Regions from separate parts of the Mus musculus genome. Here region 1 is linked to region 2. Evidence: chromatin loops called from intact Hi-C (ENCODE). Cell type or tissue: left cerebral cortex. All regions are shown on one strand. Links, peaks and the distances in the headings refer to the core of each region. The heading gives the core; the rest is flanking DNA.

Region 1 (14,610 bases), core at 4,807-7,306, 150 kb after region 2:
TGTTTCTCTTCAGACTTGGGCTGGAGCCACCCATGGCCTCTCCTAAGTCCCCAGGTGGCTGATTCTGGGAATTCCCCATCTCTGTAATCATAAGCAACCATTTCTTATGACAAAGAAAATACATAGCCCGCTGGCTCTGTGTTCCTCGAGGGCCTGATGGTTGTGACTAACATAGGTGATGAGCCCTGGGGCCACTGAATCTTACCAAAGCCCAGGAAGTCAAAAGGTCACAGATGCCAAGCTAGGGCCAGCCCCAACACATACACAGCTCCCTATCATCATAAGAGTCCCAGCAAGCCAGCTTCCCCTGAAGGACTTCTCAGTGAGGCCCACAGTTGCCCCAGCCTCCGTGAGGGCAAGAAAGTGGCAGAGTCTACAGATGTGGGGAGCCTGAAGGGGCTGGCCCAGAAGATGGTGTGAGGTAAAGACAAAAGCAATCCTGTTTCTGTTCCCATACCATGTCTGGAGGGATTCCAAGCAATCTCTCAGAGGAGCCAATGGATAAGAAGTTAAAACTGGACCTGGTCACAATCTGGAAAATTAAAACCAGATGTGGGCTAGGGAGATGTCTCCGTTGGTGAAGTGCTTACCATGCAAATACTAGGACCTTAGTTTGATTCCCCAGAGCCTGTGGAGTAGGGTGTGTATATGTGCATGCATGTGTGTGCATGTTTAAATATGCTGGTGTGTGCTTGTAATCCAGTTCTGAGGTGGCCAACACAGGAGGACCCCTGAAGCTCCCTGCTTGCTGGTCTAGCCTAATTCCAGGCCAAACCTGTCTCAAAAACCAAGAGGGGCAATATAGTCCAAGGTTGGTCTCTGACCTCCACAGGTACAAGCATCCATGCCTACAAATGTGCGCGCATAGCAGCATGCACGTGCGTGGACACACACAGTGTCCAGATGCTAGGGAAATCCACCCCAAGAGTAGTTTAAAAGAGGGGACAGACATCTGGTCGACCACAGCTACCCTCCCCCCAAATCCAGTTGTCCCTTGCTGTCCCCAGCGTGGCTGGCTTTTCGTCCTCATCTGTGCTGTGTAAAGGTCAAACTGCGGCATCTGTCTGTGCTTTAAGGATAAATGGTGAAAAAGAAAGAGAAGGGGTACAAAGGGCACTCTAGAGAGACAGAGGGAGCCGAAGACCTGTGGGCATGGCCCACCCGGGGTTAGCAGTGAGTCAGATTTGGCACGTGGCAGCCATTTTTATCATTGAACATTTGGACAGCAGCCTGACTCAGCAGCTTGTGTGGAACCTGTAGGACCCTGGACGAAGAAACCCACCGCTCATCAGGAACCAAATCCATTTGTCTTCTCTGCTCACCCTGGGACAGTGGCATGCTTTGCACATCGTGGTGCATGCTGGGAAAGACATTTCCATTTGGCCTGCACAGTCTGCCTGCCCTGGTTCCTGTGCCGTGGCATCAGAGATAGCAAAGCAAAGTCAAAAGAGGAGTGACTGGCTTAACAGCGTCTCCAGGAGCAGAGCTTCAGGCACAGCGGGATCCAGGAGTCCAAATTGTGATCTCAAGATTCTGCCCAGGCTGGCTGAGGTGACCGTGGCTCCCGGTGTCCAGGGCCACTTCAAACTTGCTGTCCGAAAGTGGACTTTGCCCACTCTAGCTTATGTGAACGGGGTGGATGGGTAGTTTGGAGGCCAGATGTTGGCATCGGGTGTCTGGCTGAATTGCTCTCCACGTTATTTTTAGAGACAAGGTCTGGACTGGAACCTGGAGCATGCTGTTTTGGTTAGACCAGCAGGCCAACAAGCCCCAGGGGTCCTGCCTCTGCCTCCCTAGAGCTGGGATTACAGCTTCATGCGGAGATATCCTGCTTTTCAAAGCATATGTGCTGGAGCTCAAACTCAACTCCGTGTGCACAGCAAGCACTTTACCGGGCGAGTCATCTACCCAGGCCAGGCCATGACGCTTGACCAAAATATGGGTGAAGACTGGCAAGACCCTAGGGTGGGAAGCCCACCTTTTGGTAATGGTCTGTTCTGCTGCAAAACTGGATCCACCTCCATTCAGACCACCAGGCAAAGAGCAGAGAGAGGTCTGGAGAAGACCGCCTGAGTGTCCTTGTGCTTACCATGTCTCCAGGCCACAGGCTCAGTTTCTAAACAAGAACTCTCTCAGGGAGCAGTGACCAAGCACTGGACAGGGACACCAAACAAGGAACAGCTTCCAAGGGCTGGTTTACACCCAGGGGTGTGGGGAGGCCCAGCTGGGGGGCCCAGGACATTACAGAGACCTTTCCTGTGGCACCAAGCTGTCCTGGGAGTTAGGCATGGACACTAGCTGACTTTCAGTACATGGATATGGTCCATATATTACAGGTGGACATATATTGTCCACCAGGCCTATTGATACCCTCAGACCAAAGCCACAGCCGAAAAGCTCACCTCACAGCCTAAGGAGAGCCGAGGGAAGGGAACAGCACAGCTTCCTTCAGACTTAGCCTGGCCTTGTCACTAATAGTATGTGCCCTGTCCGTCAGGTGTCTCCTTTCCCATCTCTCTCCCTCTGGCTCACAGACCAATCCTGCCTTGGCGGGTGGGGGTGGGGATGGGGAATGGGGTGGGGGCAGGAAAGAAGGCTGAGAGATCTGTCCTTGTGTACTTTAGAGAATGGACATGTCTGAACCAAACTTGGACAGACCCAGAAGCTAAGACTTGCCAGCAAGCTCCTCCCGGCCCCTGGCTGAGCAGGAAGCTGCCCTCCCCAGAGCCTCTGCCGACCGGCTCCCCACAGGGGCCTCTCACAAGCAGGCTTTGTGACAGAGCTTGAGGACACGGAGGCAGCAGGAGCCAGCTTTAATTCAAAGTGCCTCTTGCCTGGACATGCAGGGTACCACAGAAGGAGAACAGAAAGTCCACGCTGGTCTCTGAAACTGAGTGGTGCTCCCCCACCTTCTCGGTCCACACCAGCCCCAGCCAGCTTCCCACAGAGCAGTTGAGCCTTGCTAATATCCTTCCGCAAAGCTCTTAGTCTTCAGCAACTGGGCAGCTATGAGTTGTAACCTGGGTTCTTCTGTTTCTTGGGATGTATGTGTGTGGAGGTGGCACGTCGACCACAGGTGTATAAGTATGTGTGTGGAGGTGGCACGTCGACCACAGGTGTATAAACCACCAGACATGGTGGAAGGCCAGGAGCAGAGGAACTGGAAGTTCTAAGGTTCCAGACCATAATACTCATGTGACCTCAAACATTTGCAGGTTGGGAGAGGCAGCATGTGATGCCCACAGAAGTATTTGCCTCAGCTGCTTGGCACACAGGCCTTTATGCAGGTAGAACACAAGAAACTTCCCCACCCGGCCCTGTGGGACAGCATCGTTTGTTCCCTGCGGCCACATCACTCTGTGAGGTCTGTTTCTTACTCCAAGATTATCCCCTGTGGTCACCTGCTCTGGGAGACAATCAGCTACAAACATCTTCTAACCACCCCACTTCCTATGGTCACCTCCTGCTGTGGTCCCCTCTCCCTGTGGTCAGTCCTCCAGGTCATCTCTACTCCAGGTTCATGCTAACCACCAGAAGAAAGAAACCTTCTTCCTTTGTTCACCCCACCCCCACCCCCACCCCCCAAAGCTGGCCCTTCCCAGCTCCCAGGCACCTGACCTGAGGTCACATGGCCAGCCTTGCCTGGCAGCCTGGATGATCTGCTCTGAGTCACTCCTCTGTGCCTGCACTTCAGCTTCCTCCACAGTACAGGGACAAAAACATGTGCCTTTCCACCCTGTTGTGAGCAAGCCAGAACAAGAGGAAAGACAGCTGACCGCTCGGGCTATGTCTCCAAGTTTTACGTGTGCACTTGAGTATGTATAAGTGTGTGTAAACACCCATGTCTCTAAGCTCCCCACTGGTGACTGAGTTCCCAGGCTGCTCCAGGTAATTCTCTCCCAGTCCCATGAGTCTCCAGAGAGAAGGGGCTGATAGGACCAGCATGGCACTGGTGGTGGTGGGCACAGCACAGGCAGGTGCTTCCAGCCAGCACTACCCAAGGCCAGTCTCTGCTCTTCCGAGAATACTGCAGGGTCTGCTGAATGGAGACCACCATTGAAGGTCCTCGCTTGGGTGGGTGGGGTCCAGAGCTGCTTGCTGACAGCTAGGTTGGTCCTGGCTGTGGGGTAGCTCTGAGCTCTGCAGCAAGGCATGGGCTTTCCTGAGGACCCCCATGACTCTCAGGACTCCCAGCTACTGCGCATTCAGCACGCGACTGCTGGGCCAGATCACCTGGATATAACCCTGTCACCACTCTGGGTTTAGGTATCCCCCATCTTGCCTGGTTTGTGTACACTGTTGGCCACCCACAGATTGCTGTTGATTTGCCTTCTAGTTTCACAAGGCAGAGTCTCAGGAGGGTGGATTCTCATATCACAAGGGCCGGAGAGACCAGGCTGAGACAACAGGGAAGTAGATGGAGAAGCAGCCAGAGAGTGCCCAACAAGTGTTCTCAGAACCCTAAGTTCTGCTCAAGGGCGGACAGGCTTTGGGAACACAGCCACAGCTTAAGAACACATCCGCCACCATTGTGCCCTATGTCCCTCTGCCACGGACTCGACCCCAGTTTGTGGCAAATGACTTCTCTCTTCTGCTTCCATTTCCCTTTCCCTAGTGGGGCGCCAGTACCCTCTGCTCAGAGGCACAGCAGGTGCTGTAGTGGTTCAGGAGAGGTGGCCCCTGACCACAGGCAGGAAGGATGTGAAGCAGTTTCATTGTGGCCAGCCCTCAGCAGGGACTATGGAGGTAAGCCACAGCCTCACTTCCTCACCCAGCCAGGCCCTTAGTGCTGGGACACTCTGGAGAAAAGATGAGGCCAGCTAAGACTCAGCGCTGTGGAGAAGACTGCAAAAGAATTTCCTTCGAATGGCATGCCCAGAGAGCTGGGCAGAGTGCAGGGGTGGGAGTGAGGACAGACAAGCTAGCTTCACTCCTGTGTAGGCCCAGAAGGTAGGATGGCCAAGTGGGTATCTCCTCACAGCCTCCTCAGCTGTCCCTTTGGCATTCTCAGGATCACTCCGCGGAATCTGTCTAGCAAGACCAAGGCGCATGTTAATGGAACCTGGCCTCTAGCTGAAGGGAGATGAGAAGAGGTTCTGAGATCCAGGCTTAGTATCCAGCCTGGTGCAAGTGAGCCCCATGCCTTTCTGCTCCCGCCACTGGCCCCTTACATTGTGGCTACAAACTCACTGTCAGCATTCAGCAATGGCTCTGCATACAATGGCTAGCGTTTTGATGATCCCCTGGGACACCCTGCCTTGAACTCAGCAGCTGGCCTGACTCACTGGCCCTGAGTGTAGCTGCCTGCTCCTGTGACTGGATGGAGTGTGCTCTGCCTTGGCTCTCCACCACACCATCCTAACTCTCTTTGAGAATCCAGAGACTTGCCTTCCACCATATCCAAGACTTACCCCAGGACTACCTATCCTAGCCTGTGCTAACCTGTTTGTCCTCTGACCCAGGGTCAAGGTTTCAGGTTTTCATTCTGTCCTTGTAGCTCCTAAGTAGAGGTCCCAGCAAAGCTGGGGACACTTCTCAGAGGGAACTACTTCCTGGGTGACGCTGGGTCATGCACAAGGAGAGACAGACACCATGGGGACCTCCAGGCTGCAGAGGGCACGGGAAGGCCTAGAGAGGAGCTGGGGGCTGAAGCAAATCCCTCCTTTTCTAAGTTCAGCCTTGAGAACTTAAGAATAGAGTGGTTATTTCTCTGGCTGCGGGACAGGAGCTCTCTGTCCCCACTGGGAGAAGCAGCAGGGCCCAGCAAGGGAGGTGGGCGGCAGCTGCTCTGTTTTGCTCCATCTGCCTTTGTCTATTCCAACAAGGAGGGTGTGTTTGTTTAAAGATGTCTCTTTTGGCAGCAGAAGTCTGTCTCCAAGCAAAAACACAGGAGTGTGGGCAAGGAGGACGAAGTCTCTCCACCGGGAAAGTCTTTCCTCTTCCCAAATGACCCGGAAGTCTGCCTTCACTGAGTGACTGAAACCCCGAGAGGGCATACTATGGTCCCCACACTTGGGTTCCCAGACCAGGGTCAGGGCCAGCTGGCTGCTGGAATTCCACACCAAGGGAGTCCTGGTGTCTCCATGCTAATCAGGAACTCCAGGATTTGGGTCTTTGTATTCCGAATCAAGTCACCACAAACACAGCAGCTAGCCATCACAAAGATTTGTTCTTGTCGAGTTCTACAAGTCATGTCGGAAGACCAAGCCTGCAGACGGCTGGGCTGAGCTCCTTCCATGGCTCTAGGGAAGGGTCTGTTCTGCCTCCTCATTCATTTTCTGGCAGCCCACGGTGGTCCTTGACTGGTATCAGAATCATTGCTATTTCGCCTCTACCTTCACCAGGCTTCTCTCTACGAATCTGTTTACACAGTCACCCTCTTTCAAAGACATCGGATAGAGTAAGCTTAGTGGTCCCGGGCAGGGCTTGGAGCTAGGGAGGCTCCTTAAGTTGAAAGGTCAGGAAAATCAGGAGTCTGACGTGCCCAGGGTCACTATCTCAGCCTGTCACAGAGCCTTGAGACCCACAAGTGCTCTCTGCCTGCCGTGAACTCTTTCAAGGGCTTCTGTCTCAGCTTCTTTCTCCGTTAGGACAACCAGGAGGCTCAGGTAGAATCAGGGAAGCCCGAAGCCACAGGGCCTGCTTTTCTACTAAGGGAGAGGGTGGCCAACCCCTTTGGCCTGCAGGAGCCAGATGGCAGCTCAGTCTCTAGAAGTATCATTTTTGCAATTCCTTGCTAAGCTCTGAGGCCTCAGTTTCCCCATCTCCACATGGAGATCATAGGGGTTATTAGGACAGAGGGCTTGATAATTCATGAGGGTGTGGATGTACCCCACTATCTCCAACCCCAGGGCTCCAGCCCCTCAGACCCATGGTGTCTAGGGACATTTACTCCTAGAGAAGGGGCAGGGAACAAAAATAACCTGGGCCCTGTCTCAGAAAGAGGCTCCCCACCCTTTGCCTATTTCTGACTGGTAAAGGAGGGATCAGCAATGAGAACTTCAAGGTTGAAGGTGGCAGGGACCAGAGACGGTGGTGTTAATGATACAGATCACGGTGTCCTTGGCTTAGGGGACAGAATCTGAGTTCCCAGCTTCAGAAGTTAGAACCTGGCCTCTGAGGTCAGGAAGCAGTGGGTGAAGTGCTGACAGAAAGAGCTAACTGGGAGCCCCTTGGAGCAGAAGGGAGGCCCCAAGTTCTGTGGGGTTAGAACTGATGACACCACAGGGACCAGGAACTTAAGGGAACAAAGGGGGACCTCCATATGTGCAGCTCACACACATGAGAAACCAAGCGGAATGACGAGCTTTGGGGTAACAACTTGGCTCAAAGCAGAAGCAGTTGCCTGGGGCTGTGTCCTCACACTGGGTCACCCTTCGTTCCATTCTGGCTACTGGTCATGACTAACCTGCAGTAGTGGTCAGCCTGACTTCACTGAGGCCCAGGAGTCCTTCTTATTATTATGGGATGGCACTACTGGGAGGAGCCCCTCTCCCTGACAGGATTTGATCTTAGAATTCTTACAAAGGACAGTTCCAGCTGCCATTGCCGATTTTATCCGAGCCCTCCTCTGCCATCTTGTGATTTCTAGCAGGGCAGCATCTCCTTTGATGCCATGTTGGGCCTCAGGTCCTGGGCCATCCAGCAGGGCCTGGAGAGCTGTGGAGAGTGTAACTCCAGAGCAGCCAATAGCAAGCCGTCCCCGTGAGAAGCAGTGATCTCCGTCTGACTCAGGTGGCAGGGCTGTCGTGCTATTTCAGGAAAAATAATTACACCCATGCTTAAGCGGAGCTTGCCCATGAGATGGCTTAGGAGTATTGCTCGATGCTCAGCAGGGTCTGCCTGCAGCTCTGGGCATGGGTGAAAGTGGGCAGAGTTCCTAGGAGCCCCGGGTGTCTGAGGTCTCTCAAACGTGGCCAGGGCTTTGAAGAAGTTTAGTCGCTGAGGGCTGAGATGCCAAGTCCAGACCCCAAGCCACCCCTGGCCCTGCCGTTGTCCAGTAGGAGCTGACGTTCTTGGCACGAGCCAGGCCGTGTGTGTCATAGGGCAAGCTTGTGATACAGAACACGGCTTGAGTTTTCCGGGCTCTCCCTATACCTTATTCTACTGGGCCTATGATGGCCTGTTGTTGGGCAGCTGGGTACCTGCTACTATGGCCTCCTGGCTGGCAGGGGTAGCAGACTGGAGTTCTGCAGCTCTGCCTGATGTGCATGTGTGCACGTGAGTGTATGTGAGTGTACACTCCACCTACAGCTGGAGGATCCAGAAACCACATGGACAAATGGCCAGCCTTTGTGCCCAGCTGGGGTCTAGAAGGGCAGAGCATGCTGAGTTTAACTCCATGCCTTTTGATGGTATCTTCTGGTGGGTTTAAAATATTCTTCACTATTATCCTTGGGGTGGTCATGGAAACAAATCTTATAGGAGTATCACTCTAAAAAATACGATAAAAGCTGGTGAAACTCACGGCCTCTGTCCCCAAATTCCTACAGCTTACTCAGAAATGAAATTGAAACTCTGAATAGCTCTAGATGTATTTCTTAAATTGAATTTCAAGTTTAAAGCCTCCTACCAAGAAATGCCTCTGGTGACAAATTCCACCAAACATAAAAGAAAGAAAAAGAGGAAGAGAGGAAGGCAACCACTCATTCAAGCATTTAAATTCAAGTCACATACTGGCAAGATGTCCCTAAAATGTATACAAAGATACAAAGAACCTAGAAATGTAATAATGATAATGATACACATTATAATGATACACATTAGAGTAGATGGACTTCTTAGACAAAATACAAATATCATTAGCCATATGACAAAAACGATGGATTTGAACTTGTCAATCTGCATTTACTAAAAACTTCAACTCTTTACAAATGAAAGGCAAGCTACACATTGAAAGATTGTTTTCTCTCTCATCCTATAAATGCGTTTGTATACACAACCCACATAACAAAGACACGTGACATGATGAGTAAATATATAAAGAACTCCAGTAACTCAATAATAAGGGCTCAGGTAAGCCAATGAAATGCAGGCAAGGAGCGAGGGGTGTGGCCCAGAGGCAGAGAAGGGATTGGTTTGGCGCGCCTGGGGTTGGGTTGGTTCAAACCTTAGCATCACATGGAAGAAAAGTAGCAAGTAAATTTAAATAAATCTGAAAAGGAGCTGTAACCCCTACAGGGAAGGACTGAGTTGGAGACAGTGTGGCAGCTTCTTGAATGGTTGGCAGCTGTCAACCCTTTGACCTCTATCACCCAAGAAAAACAAAACTATCCCCAACCCAGACACACAAACACTGCAACATTGTTTCTAATAGCCTCGAGCTGGAAACCAACCACATGCCAATTGCCAGGTGGCTGGGTAAATAGGGTGTGATGTATGTACTCCAAGGATGCCACTTGGCTATTAAAGGAGTGAGCTAGTCACCCGTGGAGCATATGGTGACTCTCCACCCGATGACGCCAAGGAACAAAGCCAAGCCCAGAAAGCCACACTGTTGTGGCTCTGTAGAAAACTTAAAATGCCAACCAGCCCACAGTGACAGGAAGTAGGTCCTCTAGCACTAGGGGTGGGGGACAACAGGTCTCATTGCCCAATAGGAACGTTCCACATCCAGCATGCATTGGGCCATCTGTGGTCCAAACTCTTTGAACATGGAGTCAGGACGAGGGCTTGGGACTGCAGTGTAGGGTGGCCTCAATCTCACCTCTTTTCTGGGGGGAGCTTTGTGGTTTCCTCTTTCTTTATCTTTCCTTCTGCAAGCTGTGTGGGGAAGTTTTTGCTTTTTATCCAACTTCTTGCTAGCTGGAAGTTTTTCAAAATGCACTTTTGGGGGCCTAGAGACGTAGCTCAGTTGTTCACCTTGCAAAGATAAAGCCTTGGTTCGGTCCCCAGCCAAGTGTACCTGTCACCCCAGCATTTGGGACACAGAAGTTAGGGGTCATCCTTGACTACGTGAGCAATTAAAGTCCTGTGTGGCTTTAACAAGATCCTGTCTCAAAAAAAAAAAAGAAAGAAAGAAAGAAAGAAAGCTACACCTTTCCCTCCAATTGCAAAGAGAACTCTTGGGACCTACTGGGAAACATGGCTCCCACCCTGGAGCAGTTCGAGGGAGACAGCAAAGGTAACCAGAGCTGCTGGGACTGGCCTGAGGGTCTTCTGAGTACTTTAAAGACCTCTCAGTATTTTAGAGAAATCACATTTGAATAGGCAAATTACCAACAAGGAAAGTGGATGGAGAGGCAAGGGAGCAGTTCTCTGCATGAGAATTGAAAATGCCTCCTGCTACTGCTACTGCCTAGCCACAAGCTAAGCCCAGTTTCCCAGGCAAAAACAACCATCACCAGATGTTCTTCAGGGCCTACACTGCAACACCAAGGTCCTATTTTCTCAAGGCAGTACTTGCCCAACCCCTCACCAGGGTTTGTTCTACCATCCCCCACCACGCCGCCCCTCCCAACCCTCTTCATTCTAGAGGCAAAACTAGTAGGTCTGTTTTGGTTTTCTTCTGCCCCCAGGACTCAGTTCTTCCTCAGGCAGATTCAGTTCCTGCTCTGCAGGCCCCGCCCTCACATCCTGGTGCATGCTGGGATACAGGGGAAGAAGAGGGTCCCACTCCTAGAGATTGCCAGTTTCCTACCTGTGATTTTGCTCAGACAGTCAATAAAAGCAATAAGAACACCTAGTTGGCTCTGGCTAAGGAGCATCTAGGGCTGCTGGGTAAAGCCTTCTGCCTTCAGTCGTCGTTGGCACCCTCTGTGTGAGGATTAGGACAAGTAGGTAGGCCTGGAGTTCGGTGGCCAGGTGACAACTCTCCTTCTTGAGGTGGGAGGAGGGGTATCCTGTCCTGCCCTCGCTGATGGATGCTGAGGGATTCCACCTCCTTGTTTGCTTAGTACTCACTGCATCCAGGCAGACTGTATGCCGGCTCGTCTCTGTGTGTCATAAACTAGTCAGAACCCACACGGCGTTAAGATGCGACGACTCTGTGGCTGAGTACACCACGCTGCAAACAAGAACACTGAGACTCAGCTTGTCCAGGACATCCGTCCAGCGCCACAGGACACACAGGCAGGCATGTGACAGTGACTGCAAAGACCACATTCTTAGCCATGGAGACACTACGTGCTGAGCCCGATGGGCATGGCTCTATCTTCTATTAGCAAGGACATAAACAGTCTCTTGCTCCACAGAGGTCACGGCTCCAGGGTATGCCTGGACCCTGGCCAGAAGGAAGGATCAGGGGGGAGAGATCTAAAGAAGCCCAAGACACCCCATCTCTCACAAGTGCAGCTGTGTGGTGAGGGGTGTGTCAAAGCCTCTCTAGTTGCAGGACAGGAACGAACACGTCCCTGATGTAAACATCTTGTGAAACTCTCTGGGAGTTTGCAGAGCAAAAAAATGTTGGCAGTGATTCTCTGGGCAGGGCTGGGAAGGGACCTCTCCACAGGCAAGGGACTTGACAGGCTTCAATAATTCGTAGCAACAATAACTGCTCTTGCTCAGAGTGATTGGAAAAGGTTGAGAGGAGATCAATTAGTCCAGGATAGAAGTGGTGTGTGTGTGTGTGTGTGTGTGTGCCACCAAGTTTCTACAAGTTTCCAGAGGCTCCGATTTCCAACCCGAGATCCAAGGGACATTTTATCATCTCCATCCTCAACCCCCTGGCACACACCAAGTCCTAGAAGAAACAACTGTACAGCTGACACCAACTTCCTAAGGAGCTACACCCAAGGGACCATATCCGGTCTGTCTTGGGCACCACAGAATCGTTCATCAGGAGAGGAACACCTAGGTGGGAGCTGAGACATCTGTCAGTCTACTACTTAGCAAGAACGTATGTGAAAACTAAATGCACAGGAAGGCCCAGAGACCAGACTCAACCTGGAGTTGGTCAGTTTTCCAGGAAGCAAGCAGGTTCCCCCAGCACAAGGGCACTGGATATGCCTCGGTCACACTGAATGCCTGAATCGAGCCTACTGTCCCAGAGTCTCTGCCAATGTGGCCCTGTCACCCCTCCCAACCACATGGACAGCATGGCTGGGGGCTAGCCTGCCCAGCTTCCTTGGAGGTGTAGCCTGGGTTGGTTTTCCTCATGATGCTTGGTTTAGCCTAGATGTGGTAGGCATTTTAAACACAGCATGGGCCACCAAGGCTCCCTGGGATCCAAGGAGGCACCCCCATACTTTCCCCCTCCCCCCGAGGAGCTGGGCTGGCCCCTGGGAACAGTGTTCCTCACATATTCCAGAGCCCTGGGTTCTCACAGACCTGAAGTGGCATAGCCTTGTTTCCAGCCCGCTGTGCTCAGCCACCGCTCCTTCTGGCTCTTTCTGGCAGTTACTGTCCATTCTCTGGGTCTTTTCTCTCGAATACCTTTATCATGGCGTGACAGACCCAACATGAAATGAGAACCACCTTGTTTCAGAACGCACAGTTGAGAGGCATTAAAGCACACGTCTGAACAGCCCTCACCTCCAGGTCCCAAGCCGGATCTGTCCCTAAGCCACCATGCTACTCTGAGGTTGACCACTCTAAGGTCCCCTCAGGAGAGCAGTCATTGCCCCTGTCTGTTGTGGCTGACTTACCTCACTGAGCACCCCTGGGACTCACTCAGAGCAGGGTGCTTTCTACTCTGAAGGCTGAGTACCCCACTATAGTGAGGGAACACATTTTGCCCATTCATGGACACCGACCGGCCTTGCCCCTAAACTTTGACCTCTTGACTGCTGTGAACATCTCTGTATAAACATCTGAGACCAGTTTTTGGGTATAGACAGACCCAGAGGCTAGGACCGTTCCATTATCTTCTATGGAGTTTATGCCATTGTACTTCTCCATTGCAGAGATTCTGGGCTCCATTCCATGGCAATGGGGAAGAGTTTTCTTTACTCAAAGGAAGTGAAGACTCAGGCCAGGGGAGTTTCCCTGTGAAATTCTTCTAGAACTTGTAAAGGAATTCAGAGCACATTTGGAAGGAGGGAAGGCAGGAAATGCCTGTTGTTGATTTGGGGCCACAGGCCACTGTGGCAGGCCTGGGTAGAGCCTCCCAACAGTGTCTCAAAGGAATGGGCTCTCACAGGTGAACCAAGGGTAAGTCAAGATTTCCCCCCAAATATTTTATTTAAATATTAAATTAAAAAAAATACATCAACTAATCATTTGGCATACGTCTCTCACATTAACATGAGAAATGAAACGATTCCATCATAGTAAAAAAAAAAAAAAAAAAAACGAAAACAAAACAAAACCATTATATACATCTGAGATCACGTAGTGTCTTTAAATAGGCGATTCCATTACAGTCCAGTCCAGGGCCGTGAGGATCTACAAAAACATAGCACACACACCAAAAAAAAAAAAAAAAAAAAAAAAACAAAACCCAAAAAACAAAACCCCAAAACCCAAGAACTAAAAACCATGATGTTACTGTCCCCCAGAGGGTTGATAGCAACTAGAAGACACAAAAACTGCCAGAAAGTAAAGTGCTTGTCGATTCTGACACACAGCAGTGCACAGGCCTTTGATCTGTGGTATCCAGACAGGAACTATGGGAGATGAGGGCTGGCTGCCTTAGGATACTGAGTGCTTGCTTCCCTGATGCACACATCAGGTGAGTCGGCAGGAGGGACACTTTTTGGTTTGTTCTGTGGAGGGCACCAGTTCCAACCCAGAAGACTGGTCGGTCCTTCGCCTGTCTGGAGAGTAAGCGGTATAGGATGGGCCACGGGGCCCACGGAGGACCACGCTGGGACATCAGGTTTCGGCGCTGCCTCTTCCTGGCCTCAGGTAACTCGGTCAATCTTTGGCTTTTGAAGTGTCTCCTTTCCTCTCCCTTAATGACCTCAGGTTAATACTGCTGCGGTGAGATTTGGTGGTGGAAGTCGCCCGGGAGGCAGAGAGACAGACGCGAGTCAGAAGGGTTGACATCCCTGGTTCCTTCCAGAGGTGTTTGGATGGCACGGCTGTTGCCTGGGCCTTCCCTGCCCAGGTAGACCTGTCAGGTGGGGCCACTTCTTCCCTGACACCTCTACTCTGTACAGGAGGTGGGTAGCCTACAGGCCTTTCACCACAAACATGGGGACAACTTCCTAATGTGACCAAGGGAGGTTTTTTTAAGCCAGAAACACAAAAATGTATACAAAATAGAAAAAAATAAGTAGTGTCTGTTTCCTATTTATATACACATACAGTATTTGCTTTAAAAAGAAACTTTACAAACACTGACCTATACTTATGATCCTCCTGGAAAGCAAGCCAGACAGAGCCCAGGCCTTGGGGGGGGGGCCAGGCTTTTACCAGGAAAGGTCCCAGGCCAAGGGCAAGGTAGTCATAACCAAGATGCCGACAGCCCCTTGGTATTGCACAATTCCCCCAAGTCAGGTGTTCTAGCGGGACCCTGATAATGAAATGCATAAAAATCTGATAATTAGCAGCAGAGTCGAGGTACAAGGCCGGAAGGAACTTCCTCCCTTCCAGGCCTCTGAATAAGCCTGGCGCACTGACTTGAGCAGCTACAAAAACCCCCAAGCTGAACCACGACAAGGCGGTCTTCTGGCTGACGGGAGACCCCGAGAATGCATGCCGTTTGTCTTCCCCTGGGCTGAGCCTTGG
Region 2 (14,610 bases), core at 7,261-9,760:
CACTCTGCTAGCCGTGGTAGCTGAAGAGACTCCCACTGGGTGATGTTGGGACCTGTCTCCTAGTGTGGTCTGAAGAGCTGCTAAGTTGTAGTTAACAAGTACTAGGGCGGGGGCACACCGTGGGGTGCTCATTGCTTCCTGAAGCGTTTGTCATGTGCATCTTAGCTGGCGGTAGTTTCTGGAACGCCAGGAAACCTCTCCTCTGGGATGACAAGTTTTCAAGTCAAAGGTCTTTGAGGTCCTCAGACAATTTCATCACGTCTGCCAATGCCACACACAGCTGGAGTTCAGGGATGTCTTTTACCTGGTGATACCCGGATGAGAGTCCCGGCTGAGGAGCAGAGTCCTCTCCAGACTCGCCTATAACCATTCACAGGACTGGGCAGAAGCAGCTGGTTTAATAACACCCGTGGTGAAGTCATGTCGGGAAGACCTGAGGCTTTGCTGAGGATGGTGGCCAGAGGGAGGTGAGCGCAGGGTGACCCGCACAGAGGAAAGACCAGAACCACATCCAGCACACAGATCCCCTGCGACCGGCAGGGACTGGAGCAGGATTTGGCCGGTTTCTTCATTGTCTTCTGTCTGCCTTGAAACGCTGTGAGCTGTGTAATGTTTGTTCTGAGTGAGGAAAACAGAAACAAACAAACAACAAACAAACAAAACCAAAGGATGTTCTGCTTTGAACACAACGCTTTCGTTGGCGGTTTCAAGATCTCTGGAGGTTTCGGAGCTCTGCAGATGGCCTGCTAATCTGTGCCTACCTCTCCCCACCTGTGAAACAGGGCTCTGAATTCTTCCTCCAAAGGAGGCCAGGAGGGTGCCTCAGTACAATGTGGGAAGAAACAGTGATGTCCCTTGGCTCAAAGGATAAGGCTCTCCACAGACCTTCTTGGAGACATCTGGTCTGAGAGCCTCTGCTGCTCAGCGTGTGTTGCTGGGGCTGGGCAGGCGGGTGAGCATTCCAGCTGCTGACGGTGCAGCCTCTCCCCCGAGCTGAGCATAGACATTTTGGGAAATCCCTTAATTCCTCCATTCTGTGCAGGCATATATAGGGAGGGCTGGAACGCTAGCTCACCACCGCACTGCCCAGAGGCTCCTGTCTGACTCACTGCCAGCCTTCGGTCCCTGCATCACCAAATAGAAGATGGACGTCACCATTCAGCATCCTTGGTTCAAGCGTGCCCTGGGGCCCTTCTACCCCAGCCGACTGTTCGACCAGTTCTTCGGCGAGGGCCTTTTTGAGTACGACCTGCTGCCCTTCCTGTCTTCCACCATCAGCCCCTACTACCGCCAGTCCCTCTTCCGCACTGTGCTGGACTCGGGCATCTCTGAGGTAAGATGCAACCACACTGGTTCCTCCTAGCTGCTCAGAGGGGTCTTGGTCTTGTCTAGAGGACAGCTAGGGATCCTCGAGGGGCACTATGACCCTGTGCTCTCCTCAAGCAATGTCCCAGCCTCTCCCAGCCTCGTACCCGGCAGAGGTTGGGTGTGCACCCACATGCCTATGCTGAAGCCACCCACATCACCGGGATTGGGGTCGGAGGAGGAGACCAACCAGCCCGAGCCCGACTGCTGTCTTTTCCTCCCATCAGCTCATGACCCATATGTGGTTTGTAATGCACCAACCACATGCTGGAAACCCCAAGAACAACCCCGTCAAGGCAAGTTACATGGCGAAGGCAAGCGTGCTTGACCGGCCACTCCCTGGACTTTCTGTTCTTGGTGTGGGGGTTGGGATGTCCTGAAGCCCAGAGAGGACGGGCTTTCTTACAGCAGGGCAGAACCTTCTGTAGCTGGCAAAGCTGCAGATGGGGCTCCTTTCTAGCTTCCCTGATGACTGAAGAAAGGCCACATCCCTCCCTACCCAAGTGAGCCACAGTTCTAGAAGAGCTGCCTCCCTTTGCTTCAAAAGAAGGCTCCCAGAGCGGATCCAGCTGCAACTCTAGGAAGCAAATTGCCCAAATGCAGGCTCTAGCCAGGGCAGGAAGAGAGGGGTGGGAAAGGCTTTGTGTTAGCAGCTAGTAGTACTGTGGAACTGTTGGTAATATGGACAGGTGAGGTAGGCTCCTGGAGCTATGGATACACCACAGACTTTAGTCCCACCAGCTAGCCAGTTCCCAATTAGCCAGGCAAATGATCCTTAATGAACCCGCCACCCATAATCAACCATAACCAACCAGCTACCTTTAATCAACCAGCTGCTTAATCTGTTAAGAGCCATCCAAACCATAACCGGTCACTAGACCATAATCAAGCAACCGGCCAACCTGTAACTAGCATTTTGCTGACGACCAGGCAGCTTATGCTAAGTCATAAGCCATAACCTGGACTCTAATCAGCCAAGGCACTCACTGACCATTCAACCATTCTACTCTACCCAACCCTCTAATCTATAACCAGTTAGCTTAATCTATAATCAGTTGTCTGACCCAGTATACCCAGCAATGAATCGGCACTGCCCAGTCCTTGGGTCTGGAGGTCAATGTGGATCTTACCTGTGGGGCCAGGTGACAGTCCCAGCCCCAGGACACACCAGCTTTCTTGGCTTGAGGAAGCAGAGGAGTGACGGTTGGTTCTGATGGCTGAGCTCTTCCTTGTCCTATGTGATCCAGCCCATCAGGGACCATACAGCTGTTCCCCCATCCTTTGTCTCTGGAGCTGGTGGTCCTTTGGGGAGCTCCAAACGTGGGTTTGGGTTTCAGGTCCGATCTGACCGGGACAAGTTTGTCATCTTCTTGGACGTGAAGCACTTCTCTCCTGAGGACCTCACCGTGAAGGTACTGGAGGATTTTGTGGAGATTCACGGCAAACACAACGAGAGGCAGGTGAGTTTGGGCAGCATCCCCATCTGTGTGGGTCCTGTGCTCCACACCTCCCTCCCCCAGAGAGAGCATGGGAGGCTGTTCTGTCTGGGAGGGGCCACATCCTCCTGTGCTGTGCTGGCCCCTCCCAGGACCATGTAGGTCACAGTCCTCAGCCCTAGCAGGGCCAGGCAGCAGGATTAAGTGGGATGAGGATCCTTGTATGAAGTACAACTCTAGCTGTCCCCCTGGATCTTCTGGGTGACAGGGGATTAGAAATGATCACAGGAAAACAAAGAGCTGCAGATTTTGCCCCCCCCCCCAACTCTGGCAAGCCATGTTTTTCACAAGCAACCTGGCTGGGGAGGCAACAGAAGAGCTGACTTTACATGCACCAGATGTTGAGCAGCCCCTGTGGTATTTCTGTTAGTGGGTGGCAGTCCTGGGGCGTTTAGGAGGTCCCTGGTCAGGAGGGGCAGGCGTTTCTCTCCAGCGGTCACCCACCCTACTCCATGGCTCCTGATCATGTGAAGAACCAACCCTCAGGTCTTTGGATTGAGGGACCCCCCTCCCCCCCCCCCAGGCACTGGATCTGGCTGGAAGTAGTGTCTCCTGACAGCTGGGGGTATGCAGGAGGCTCAGTGAGGTTGGCTAGGTGTGCCATGCACACAGCAGATAGCAGAGAGGGGACCAGGAGCGAGGTGCTCAGTCCCAGTATGAGTCTCTCTTGGCTGGACTTTTCCATCAATGTTTGGAGGGGTGTTGCATGAACCACACTCTTTATGTGGCTGAAGCCAGGACAAGGTTTCCTTGACCTAGGCCAGACTGGGGGATACACCTTCTACCCCTTGACCTTTGTCCCTTAAGAGGGAGGAAGTTGGACCCAGGGAGCTGAGTCCAGGGGCCCAGAATTCTAGAGGAAGTGAGTTTTCTGCGTGACTGAAGCTTTCTGTTGGGTGGGGCTGCTGACAGTCAGGTCCTGGACAGCCCCTGAGGATCCAAGGGATGAGGAAGCTGGGTGGTATGCAGAACCAGAGATAGGATAGAGTCTACAAAAGCCAGTTCCATACCCTGAGCCCTGAGCAGACCTACCCTCTGTGGTTGGAACTTCCTAGAGGTCCCGACCCCTCAGCCCAGGCTAAGCCCAGGGTTTAAGGAGCCTGCAACTTTGTAGCTCTCATGGAGAAGGTAGCTAAGAATGGTACACTGGTCCTAGAGCCCAGCCCGGTGAGATCATCTGCACCCTGGCCACCTTGTATGGTCCAGTGTGGGATGGTGGCCACTGCTGCCCATCACCTCTGACCATGCCTCTCCCTGGTGGCCCTCAGGATGACCATGGCTACATTTCCCGTGAATTTCACCGTCGCTACCGTCTGCCTTCCAATGTGGACCAGTCCGCCCTCTCCTGCTCCCTGTCTGCGGATGGCATGCTGACCTTCTCTGGCCCCAAGGTCCAGTCCGGTTTGGATGCTGGCCACAGCGAGAGGGCCATTCCTGTGTCACGGGAGGAGAAACCCAGCTCTGCACCCTCGTCCTGAGCTGGCCTCACCTTGGTTGTCCCCTGAGGCCCCTGGTCCATCCAGCCCAGGGACCACAGCAAAGAGTCTGCCTTCCTGCCTTCCTGCCTTCCTTTCTTTCTCTGTTTCCTTCCCACTTTCTCAGAGGGCTGAGGGTCTGAGAGAGTGGCTTAGAGAGCTTGGGCTCTTGGCCTGAGATTGCCGCGGGTTCAGGGTGACCCAGGCTCAACACCAGCTGGTCGGAGGGAATGATGGTATTGAACTCTTGAGATTTTCTGTCTTCCTGGAAAGTGGCATCTGAGCACTGCTCCAGAGGGCAGAGTGAATGGTGGCTCACCAACTCCAAGAGCCCTGTGCTAGAGCCCCTGATGGCAGCCTCCTCCTTTTTGCCCATACTTACTGCAGCCACGTGTGCTGGGCTCCGACAGCCAGCTTCTCTCATATCCTCTTCCTGTGACTTTCTCTACTCTGTAGTATTGCTCCTGAGGACCCTGGTCATCCATGAGAATGGAGCCCCTGGCAGACAATAAAGAGCAGGTGACAGAAGCAATTTCAGTCTGATGTCATGCTGTCTTCCTTTGGGGCGGGGATAGGGTGTCTGGGAGGGTGCAGGAGGCATTTCCTGCCTGTCCCCCAAGAGGGTTTCTGGCATCTCATCCTGCCTCCTAAGCCCATGATCCCCTTTATAGCTAGCAGTGCTATGTCCTAACGGATGCGGGAGGTACCCTCCTCCCTCTCTCCTTCCCCATCAGGGTAGGCATGGTACCTTGATTGAAGTTCATGTCTACATGTCTACAGTAGCCTATTCAGATCCTGGAGGTGGTGGAGGTGGTGGTGGTAGTGGTGGTGGTGGTAGTGATGGACTTGTCTGGAGAATTCTAGTCTTCTACTTGGGGTGAGGCAGCAGGTTCTTAGGAGTGACAGAATGACTGACCACACAGGCCCAGCTGGTACAGCCAGGCTCTGCAGATGGCTCAGCACCCAGGAGACACAACGCACATATGGCCCATCACATGCGTGACACACACCACGGAACATACCACATGTCACACACACATGTCTGTATACACACATGCCACTCAGCCCAAATGTACAATGTACCACATACACTGGGCAGCACACATGCAGTGTGTCCATATCACACATACAGAACCCATCAGATGCCACTCTGCCTGCTGTACACACATGCACCACAGCACATACCACTCCTACCTGTTGAATCTGTATAAAATGGCTTTACTCTAGGAGAGACACCTCCAACCCCAGCCATGCCCACTCCATACCTCACCATAGGACACCCACAGGCTGTTCCACTTGCATACAATGCAGAGTCGTCCCCCCCCCCCCATGGCAGAAATGACTCTCATGTTTTGGGGTTGGTATTGGGAAATCTTTATCCTGGGCCAGCCTGCAGTTTGACAACCTGGTGGCATATACCTTAGAGTGGTACGGCTTCAGGCAGGAGGCTGAGCTGTTCCTGGATGTCCAAGCCTTATGTCCTTCACAAATGTGTGGTTAGGTGGGCTGTAACATGAGCGTCCAAGGTTATCTGATCTGGTCCTCAGCATGGAGCTGTCTTTGGGGGCAGGATCTTTACAGAGTGACTGGGATCAAGTGATCCCTGATCCAACCTGACTGTGTCACTACAAAAAGAGAACAGGGCTTCCCCTTTCCCTTCCCTCCCTCCGTCCCTCCTTCCCTCTCTCCCTCCCTCCCTTCCTCCCTTCCTCCATTTCTTCCCCATACCATTCTCTCACCCTCCATGCCTCTTAAACTTGGGAGCCCTAAAGGCCATAGCTGGGGCGGCTTTCCCCGTCTAAGACGCTCTGGGATCTTGGGGGAGGGGTGATCCCCAAGAGTCTCCTCTTCCTACAACAGGCAAAACTAGTCCTGGGGCCTGGTTGCCCACTCCTTCCGGGGCTGCCTGTAGCCTATATCTCCCCAGCTGCTCTCCCTACCCAGGATTCCAGGTGACTTCATGTCACCACAGCTACTAGGGGACCAAGGTGCACAAGACCCTGTGCAGGCCCAGAGAAGGTCATCCTAAAGCAGCTCTGGGGGTCAGTGATGTGTTTATAAAAAGAGAAAGAGAGAGGGGATATGTTTGGTGGGTATGCAGTCAGGTGTGGGGGAAGGAGGTGCCTCCGTGGGCCCTGCTGAGGCATCCCTTCTCCCTGAGGGACCAGTCACTCTTCTGTACAGTGCTATTCTGTATAGTACAGAACAGAGTTTATTAAGGGCATGGGGAGGAGAGTCAAGAGGGTAGTAGAGGCAGAGGAAGGCAGAGAGAGAGAGAAGAAGGAGGAGGAGGAGGAGGAGAAGGAGGAGAAGGAGAAGGAGAAGGAGAAGGAGAAGGAGAAGGAGAAGGAGAAGGAGAAGGAGAAGGAGAAGGAGAAGGAGAAGGAGAAGAAGAAGAAGAAGAAGAAGAAGAAGAGGAGGAGGAGGAGGAGGAGGAGGAGGAGGAGGAGGAGGAGGAGGAGGAATAGAGGCTGGCCATGAGCATGAGGAGAAAGGGGGGAGGGGAATGGGGAGACAGTGGGAGCAAGAAGGCAAGAGCAAAAGAGGGGGGGGGGCAAGCAGCTCCTTTTATAGTGAGTCAGGCATACCTGGATGTTGCCAGGTAACTGTGGGGTGGAGCTTAGACAAAATGCTAACAATCAGTACTGTCATGTTTGTCTAGGCAGAACCCAGACTTAGCCAGGGACACACTGAGGCCCTGGGACAGCAAATGGCAAGGCCTGGAAATCTCAAGATCCACCCGGGCTTCTTTCACAGGTCCTATGTATTAGGAGTTGTGACAGGTGACCCTGACCTCTTTTGGGGTCCTGGTGAGGTCTGTTAGATGCTGTCCCAGTAGGAGGCTATGATGACCCAGCTCTAACACACTGGGTATAGCCGTGTCTAGGACAAGCTGCCCTCTTGGGGATCTGATTAGCTGTCAGAGGTTGTCCAGACTTGGGGGCTTTTGTCTTTGCTGGTCCCACAGGCTGTGGAAAGAACTCCTCAACCGTCAGGCTGGAGAGCCTGGTGTACAGGGCAGGGCATGCCAGCTAGGATGATGCCCTAACAGGTACTGGTGATGCTGAAGGAGAGGCTGGAGGACAGCGTCCAATTTGATACATGAATAGGCACCCCAGTTAGCCATTTGTCCCAGGTTCGAGACCTAACAACCTGATGACGTCATTGCCATCACCACTGTCACTAAGAGCATCATGACATCATCGCCGCTGCCACCCTCACCGTTCTAGTTCTCTCTCTGTCGCTATAGTAAAACTCTCTCACTAAAAGCAACTTACGGGGAGGAAGGGTTTATTTGATTTACACTTCCAGGCTTCATCCTTCACTGAGGAGGGTCAGGGTAGGAAATCCCGCAGGGACTTGATGCAGAAACCATGGCGGATGATGTTTGCTGACTTGCTCCAACGCTCACGTTTAACTATCTTTCTTTCTATTTTTTTTTTTTAGAAAAAAAAAACATTATTTATTTTATGCATATGCATACACTGTTGATGTCTTCAGACACACCAGAAGAGGACACCGGCTCCCATTACAGATGGTTGTGAGCCACCATGTGGTTGCTGGGAATTGAACTCAGGACCTCTGGAAAAGCAGTCAGTGCTCTTAACCACTGAGCTGTCTTTCCAGCCCCAGTTAGCTTTCTTATACAGCCCAGGACTACCTGCCTGAGGAATTGTGTTGTCCATAGTGGGCTGGTCCATGATACATCAATTAAACAACTAAGACCATCTCCCACAGACATGTCCACAGGACAATCTGATAAAGACTCAACTGAGAATCTTCCCTTCTGCCCCCCCCCCCTTTCCCTGCCTCCAATAATCTCAGATTCTGCTAAGCTGATAAGTAACGCTAACTGGGATGATCACCTGCATGATAATGTCATCACTGGCCCAGAACGCTGGCCGCACTGGCAACTGGCAGGCTTCATGCAACCTACCCAGAAGCCTGTGGCTTGGTGAGAAAAATCCTGGCTTAGAAATGGAGTCACTTGCCTTGTGTTGCCTGCTGGTGAAAGTTGGGTGAAACCCACCTCTTCCTTTAAATCATTGGTTCTCAATATATGGGTGGTGACCCCTTTGGGGGTTGAAAAACCCTTTCACAGGGGTCACATATCAGATGGCCTGCATATGAGATATCTACATTACAATTCATAACAGTAACAAAATTACAGTTATGAGGTAGCAACCAAAATAATTTTATGGTTGGGGGCGGTCACCACAACTTAAGGAACTGTATGAAGGGGGTGTGGCGTTAGGAATGTTGAGGATCACTGCCTTAAAGCCAGCACTTTGGATCTCCAGGTAGAAGGTTATTATAGAGTCACAGGAAATCAGCAGAACGGGGTCTCTGAGGAAGGCGGTAGATGCTGCTCCTGTTCTGTGGGGGATTTTCTTTGTGGCAGCAGGCTGATTTATCAGTCTCTCTGCAGGAGAGTCCCGCGTTAGTTTAACATGGTGTGACACAGTCTGACCACCAGGTGGCAGAAGAGGCATTGCCTCAAAGAGGAGACCTTGCCAGGCACCGACTCAAGAACACCAGCCTTAAGGGTCACCTTCACTAGGAGACAGGGAGCAGCCGCAATAAACATCAGGGGCCTGGTTCTGGGGGCCGTTGCCTGTGTGACAAGGAATTGCAGGAGATGCCACTGGCCCCAGGAGTTTGGGCCAGCAGAGCGCCTAAGCAGGGGACACACAAAGGGCCAGTTCCTTCATAATGAAGAATCTGGAACATAATGGAACAATCATTTGAAGGGGAGGTCGCCTAACAAGGCCAGCATCGTGCTGGCCTGCTTTCTCTGCTGCGGTTCCAGCGCACACTGACACGAGCTGTGAGCCGGCTGGACCCCAGGGGCTAGGGCTTCTTCCTGAGAAAGAGACAGCCAGAACTGCCTCCTTCCGGCCACGCTGCAGAGACCCATGTGGGGGCTGGGAGGCTGGGAGAGAAGGGGCTACCAGGCAGCCTCAGCTAACACATGTGTTGAGATCATAGGTTCTGTCTTCCTGGCTCGGCTTGCTGACAGTCTCAGCTTAGAAGGAAAGGCATGAAGGAAGAGTTGGAGGCTACCCAGGATACCAGCCTTCTCTGCAGGGTAGAACTCCCCACCTCTAACCTCTATCTCCTGCCCTCTCCATCTCTCACTTCAGGAAGTTTGAGAGGGGAGCCCCAGGCTGCAGCTGTTAGGAGGTCCTTTAGCCTCTGTTCCTCCCTCCCACGGCAGGGGGATGGGGGCTGCTGTTGTTAGCTTAGAGGCTGGGAGCCCCAAGGACATGGGATTTCTTCCAAGATTCCTGGCTGAGGACTGAGTTAACCGAGAGGCAGGCAGAGCACAAGCCTGTGCTTGCAGGCTGTCATGAGAACACGACAGAAAGGAAAACATGCAGGTACGCAGGTGTCGTGTCACAGGCATGCATGAATGCACACATGGACACACATGTGCAAACACACACACTATGAACACACACCATATATACCTCATGTGTGCGCACACACACAGACACCCACACATACCACAAACAGCCTGCGCACACATATGCCGTAAACACACCACACACACATATACCACAAAACACACCACACACAAACACCTACACACAATATATATACCACAAACATACCATACACAAATCACAAACTCACACTACACACATGTACATACACATATACACAAACACATGCCACATACATACCACAAACATACCACAAATACATACACACACACATACACACACACACACACACACACACACACACACACATATATATATATATATATATACCACAAACACACCTTCTTCTTCTTCTTTTGTTTTTTTGTTTTGTCTTTTGAGACAAGAGTTTCTCTGTGTAGCCCTGGCTGTCCTGGAATTCACTGTGTAGATCAGGCTGGCCTTGAACTCAGAAATCTACCTGCCTCTGCCTCCCAAGTGCTGGGGTTAAAGGTGTGCGCCACCACTGCCCAGCACCCTTGAACTTCTATCTCTGTCACAATGGTTCTTCCCATAAGCCCCTGCTCCCAGTTCTTCTCGAGATCAACTGACTCAGGATATCATGACTCCGTCTTTTTTTATTGGTTTTTTTTTTAAGATTTATTTATTTATTTATTTATTTAATGAGTACACTGTTATCATCTTCAGACACACCAGAAGAGGGCATTGGATTCCATTTCAGATGGTTGTGAGCCACCATGTGGTTGCTGGGAATTGAACTTAGGACCTCCAGAAGAGCAGTCAGTGCTCTTAAGTGCTGAGCCAATCTCTCCAGCCTCATGGTTCTATCTTTAACTCAGTCATTTCCGTGAACACCCCATATAAGGTTACACATTTGAGTCTGGACGTTAGAAGTAAGTCATATCTTTCTGAGAATAGGAGACCACCCACAAGTCCCTGATGTCCCCAAGTTTGTCTTTGTTTCACATACACTGTTGTGCCTGCCCTCTCCAGGAAGCCCCTGATATCTGAGGACAGATATCAACACACTTTAATGATGAAGAAACCTATAAAAGTATAGGATGGAGAGCCACAAGCCTGAGTCCAGCCTCTAGCCGGCTGAACCAGGAGCACACACAGTGACCCATGAAGTCAAGGCTAAGTTCACTTACTCTTTTAAAAACTTACTATCATTGTATTATTCTTCGAGTGGTTTTGCCTGCACCACACATGTGCCAGGGTCTGGGAAGACGCTGGAAGACGGTGTTGGGTCCTCTGGAACTGGAGTTACTGTTTGCAAGCCTCTGTGTGAGTGCTGGAAATCAAACCCGGGACCTCTGGAAGAGCAGTGAGTGCTCTTAACCACTCTCTGTCCCCAGTCCCTTTCTTCTTTTGAGAAAATTTCAAGATTTGTTCAGTAAATTGAAACAAATGGCCCGTGATGCCCTTAAAAATCAACAAACCACGAAAAGAAGCCCAGCCTGTTTCCCGCCCTCAGTATCCTTTGCCGAGCTGACCGTGGACACGTCTGTTTGAGGCCGTCAGCAAAGGGCCACCCACTCCTGATTCCCAAGGGCTGAGCTGTGCTCTGATGGACGAAAGCCCGTGTTTCTGTTCTAGATGTTTCTATGGCGATTCACAGTGCACACCCACAGATGACCCCGGTTTAGCATCTATCCCATGAGTCACCTATTAACAGGCTCAAGGCAACTTCTGACCTAGCCTAGGCTACTGCCACCTTCTGACCCTGACACTTGTTCCAGGAACCCAAGAATGTAAGAGAGCTTCCCAGGGGACAGGGACTCTGTTGTCAGGGATCAGGCCTCCCGTCTTTCCAGGAAGAAAACATGACCTCAAATATTACTCAGGGCCTCTGTCACTCTTCCACATTCCTGCCATAAGGCCAAGAGTGTCTTTGGCTGGCCCTGATCTCCAGGAAGGGAGGCAGGACTGAAGGGCTGGATTGGAGGGAACCTCTGTAGCATGCATAGTTTCTGGGTACATCTTGACAGGAAGATATGTGGTGGCCCTAAAGGTAAGGAAAAGTGGGAGGGGCTTACATTGATTGGCACCAGGGCTAAGGATAAGACTCAGTTGATAGAGTGCTTGCTTAGAATGCTGGAGGCTCTGGGTTTTATCCTCAGCATCTCATGAGCTCAGGCTACAGGCACACGCCTGTAATCTATTGGGAGAAAATTAGGAAGATCCTCAACTACATAGAGAACTGGAGGCTAGCCTGTGCTATCTGACTCTTTCCAAACCTCAGCCTTTTCCATGTGGGCCTCTTGGTAGGCAGCAGGAAACTGAGTCAAGTGAGGAGCCTTGGAATTAGACCCCAAAGGATCTTGGGAGTCAAGGATACCTGAGGCTGGAGGCTTGGCTTGACCAAAAAAGGTGGAGCAGGAACGCAGGCTCCCACCTTTTCATGCAGGGTAAGGATGGGCGTCTTTGGAGTTTTGCAGGTGGCAATGAATGGAAGAAACATCCCCCGATTCCCTGTTGTTCTGTGAAGAGGGAGGAAGATCGGGCACGGAAGCAACATTGGGAGAGAAGCTGGCCCAGGCTGCTATAGCACCAGCCTGCTCAGAGCCTTGTCTTCCGAGTAGGGCAGCAGTCACGGTCCTAGGGAGGAATGAGCACAAATGACATACAGCCACCACAGCCACACAGCTCTGTCATACCACTTAAACCAGACTGGGCAAAGCCATATTTGGGGGAACGTCCTGGCTAGGTTTCTTTTTCCTTCTTTCTTTCTTTCTTTCTTTCTTTCTTTCTTTCTTTCTTTCTTTCTTTCTTTCTTTCGTTTTTAAGATTTATTTATTTTATATCTGTGAGTACACTGTTGCACCAGAAGAGAGCATCAGATCCTGTTACAGATGGTTGTGAGCCACCATGTGGTTGCTGGGAATTGAACTCAGGACCTCCAGAAGAGCAGTCAGTGGTCTTAACCATCTTCCAACCAACCCCCCTGGTTAGGTTTCTATTGCTGTGATAAATGCCATGGAGAGGGTTTATTCTAGAATTGGAAGAGAAGCTGGTCCAGTTGCAGCCCTCAATGAAGGAACATCAATGCCACAACTTGAAGGCAGAAACTGAACCAGAGACCACGGAGGAATGCTACCTGCTGGCTTGTTCCCTGTGGTTTGCTCAGCCTGCTTTCTTGCACAATCCAGCACACCAGCCCAGAGTGGTTGCTCCCACAATGGGCTGGGTCCTCTTACAAATCAGTAACTAAGTAACACCCTACAGTCTTGCCACCAGGCAATCTGATGGAAATACTTTCTTAGCAGATTCCTTCTTCCCAGATGAGTCTAGATTGTGTCAAGTTGAACAAAACCATCCAGGTCAGACTGTGGGACACTGGACACCAAGAAGGCACTGCAGGCTCAGCTCCAAGGAAGGGCTGAAGGCTACTGAAGAACTTACACCATGCCCCATGGCTGGGTCGGCTTGCTCTGGGCTTGCCCTTTCTGTGAGAGTCACCTTGGTCTCCTGAACTGTGGGATTGTCTTCACAAGTGCTGAGGGTGGCCAAAGACTGCTGTAGACAGCTCCTGGGACTCTCTATGTTACTGTGGTAACACATATCACCTAGGGGCAGTGTCTTAGTTAGTGTTTTACTGTTGTGAACAGACACCATGCCCAAGGTAACTCTTATAAAAACAACATTTAATTGGGGCTGGCTTACAGGTTCAGAGGTTCAGTCCATTATCATCCAGGCAGGAGCATGGCAGCGTGCAGGCAGACATGGTGCAGGAGGAGCTGAGAGTTCTACATCTTCATCTGAAGGCCGTGCTAGCAGAAGACTGGCTTCCAGGCAGCTAGAATGAGGGTCTTAAAGCCCACACCTACAGTGACACATCCACTCCAACCAAGCCACACCCACTCCAACAGGACCACACCTTCTAATAGTGCCCCTCCCTGGACTGAGCATAGACAAACCACACAGGCTGCCTCCATTTTGAGGTGGCTGCTGGCTGACTCTTAGGTCTAGGGTGGAGGCATTCGGGCTTTCATCCTGTCTGGGTGGCTGTCACTGTGGTCTTTTGTCACAGGGTTTGTAGCTTATGGGTGGCAACGGGCCTCTTGGCCAGAAGTTCCTTGATGACCCAGACTCCCAGTTTGTGACTCTGTCTTTAGGGGCTGTGGCAGGGAAGAAAGGAGGGGCCTGCAGCAGGAGGGAACTGAGGTGAGGATGAAGTGGCAGCTGGTCTCTGTAGGGATGCAGGAGCCTGTGTTGTCCTTATAGGGTTAAGGCACAAGTTGGTGGCCCAGGCCTTTGGTCTCAGTTTTCACATCTGTGGCATGGGACTGCCCTGACTTGGGGAGCCTGCTTGTGATCTCTGAGACAGCGATAGGCCCGCTCTGGAAGCCCACAGTTGACCTCTGATATGTTACCACACTGGGGACTTTCTGCCCTGCCATGCAGGTTCTGTGCCTTCACCAGTGGAACACAGGGCTGAACACAGCCACCCTGCCATCTGCAAGATCCCCCATCCGAGGCTCCCAGTAGCCCATAATAAAAAGGCGTAGTCCCAGCTCTCTAAGACTGAGTAGGAACAGCTCTTCCATGCTCAGCACCTCCATGGCTCCACCAGACCATGCGTGGATCTCCAGGGCTAATGAAACTGGGTTCCCTGTCTTCTCTGTCCCCAGCTGGCCACGTGCTCTTCCAGCCCCCCTATTCAGGCCTCTGTAAAGGCGGGGATCCCTTTCCTCTTCTCTCCCTTTGCTGGAAGACCCACCCCCCCATGTGGAGTGGTTCTCCTTCCAGTAAGGTTGCCTACAACGCTCTGAGGTTCTTAGGGTTTTATGCAGAGGCATTTTTGCCTGCCCTCCTTTTCCTAGG

The links. Peaks named below come from ENCODE experiments on the same cell type or tissue, not always from the same donor. Only the 100,000 strongest peaks of a DNase experiment are listed, where the experiment ranks them.
Region 1: a loop joins it to region 2, with 2.2 times the contacts of the local background. A loop is called at or near these places in 6 of 42 quality-filtered maps.

What each region holds. Positions count from the first base shown.
Region 1 is chr17:31,831,168-31,845,777 of GRCm38, forward strand. Gm41564 (a long non-coding RNA gene) reads left to right here and starts at 3,620. Exons shown (of 3, transcript XR_876739.3): 1 at 3,620-3,888; 2 at 4,616-4,746; 3 at 5,012-13,449. Sik1 (salt inducible kinase 1) reads right to left here. Exons shown (of 14, transcript NM_010831.3): 14 at 13,081-14,610. In left cerebral cortex, for the core only: no CTCF peak of the experiment used is centred there; a DNase peak (open chromatin) is centred at 5,810.
Region 2 is chr17:31,676,857-31,691,466 of GRCm38, forward strand. Cryaa (crystallin, alpha A) reads left to right here and starts at 1,075. Exons shown (of 3, transcript NM_001278570.1): 1 at 1,075-1,333; 2 at 2,703-2,825; 3 at 4,130-4,874. The coding sequence starts at 1,145. The coding sequence ends at 4,339. In left cerebral cortex, for the core only: a CTCF peak has its summit at 8,816 (motif pointing right); DNase peaks (open chromatin) are centred at 8,825, 9,393 and 9,583; H3K27ac peaks cover 370 bases.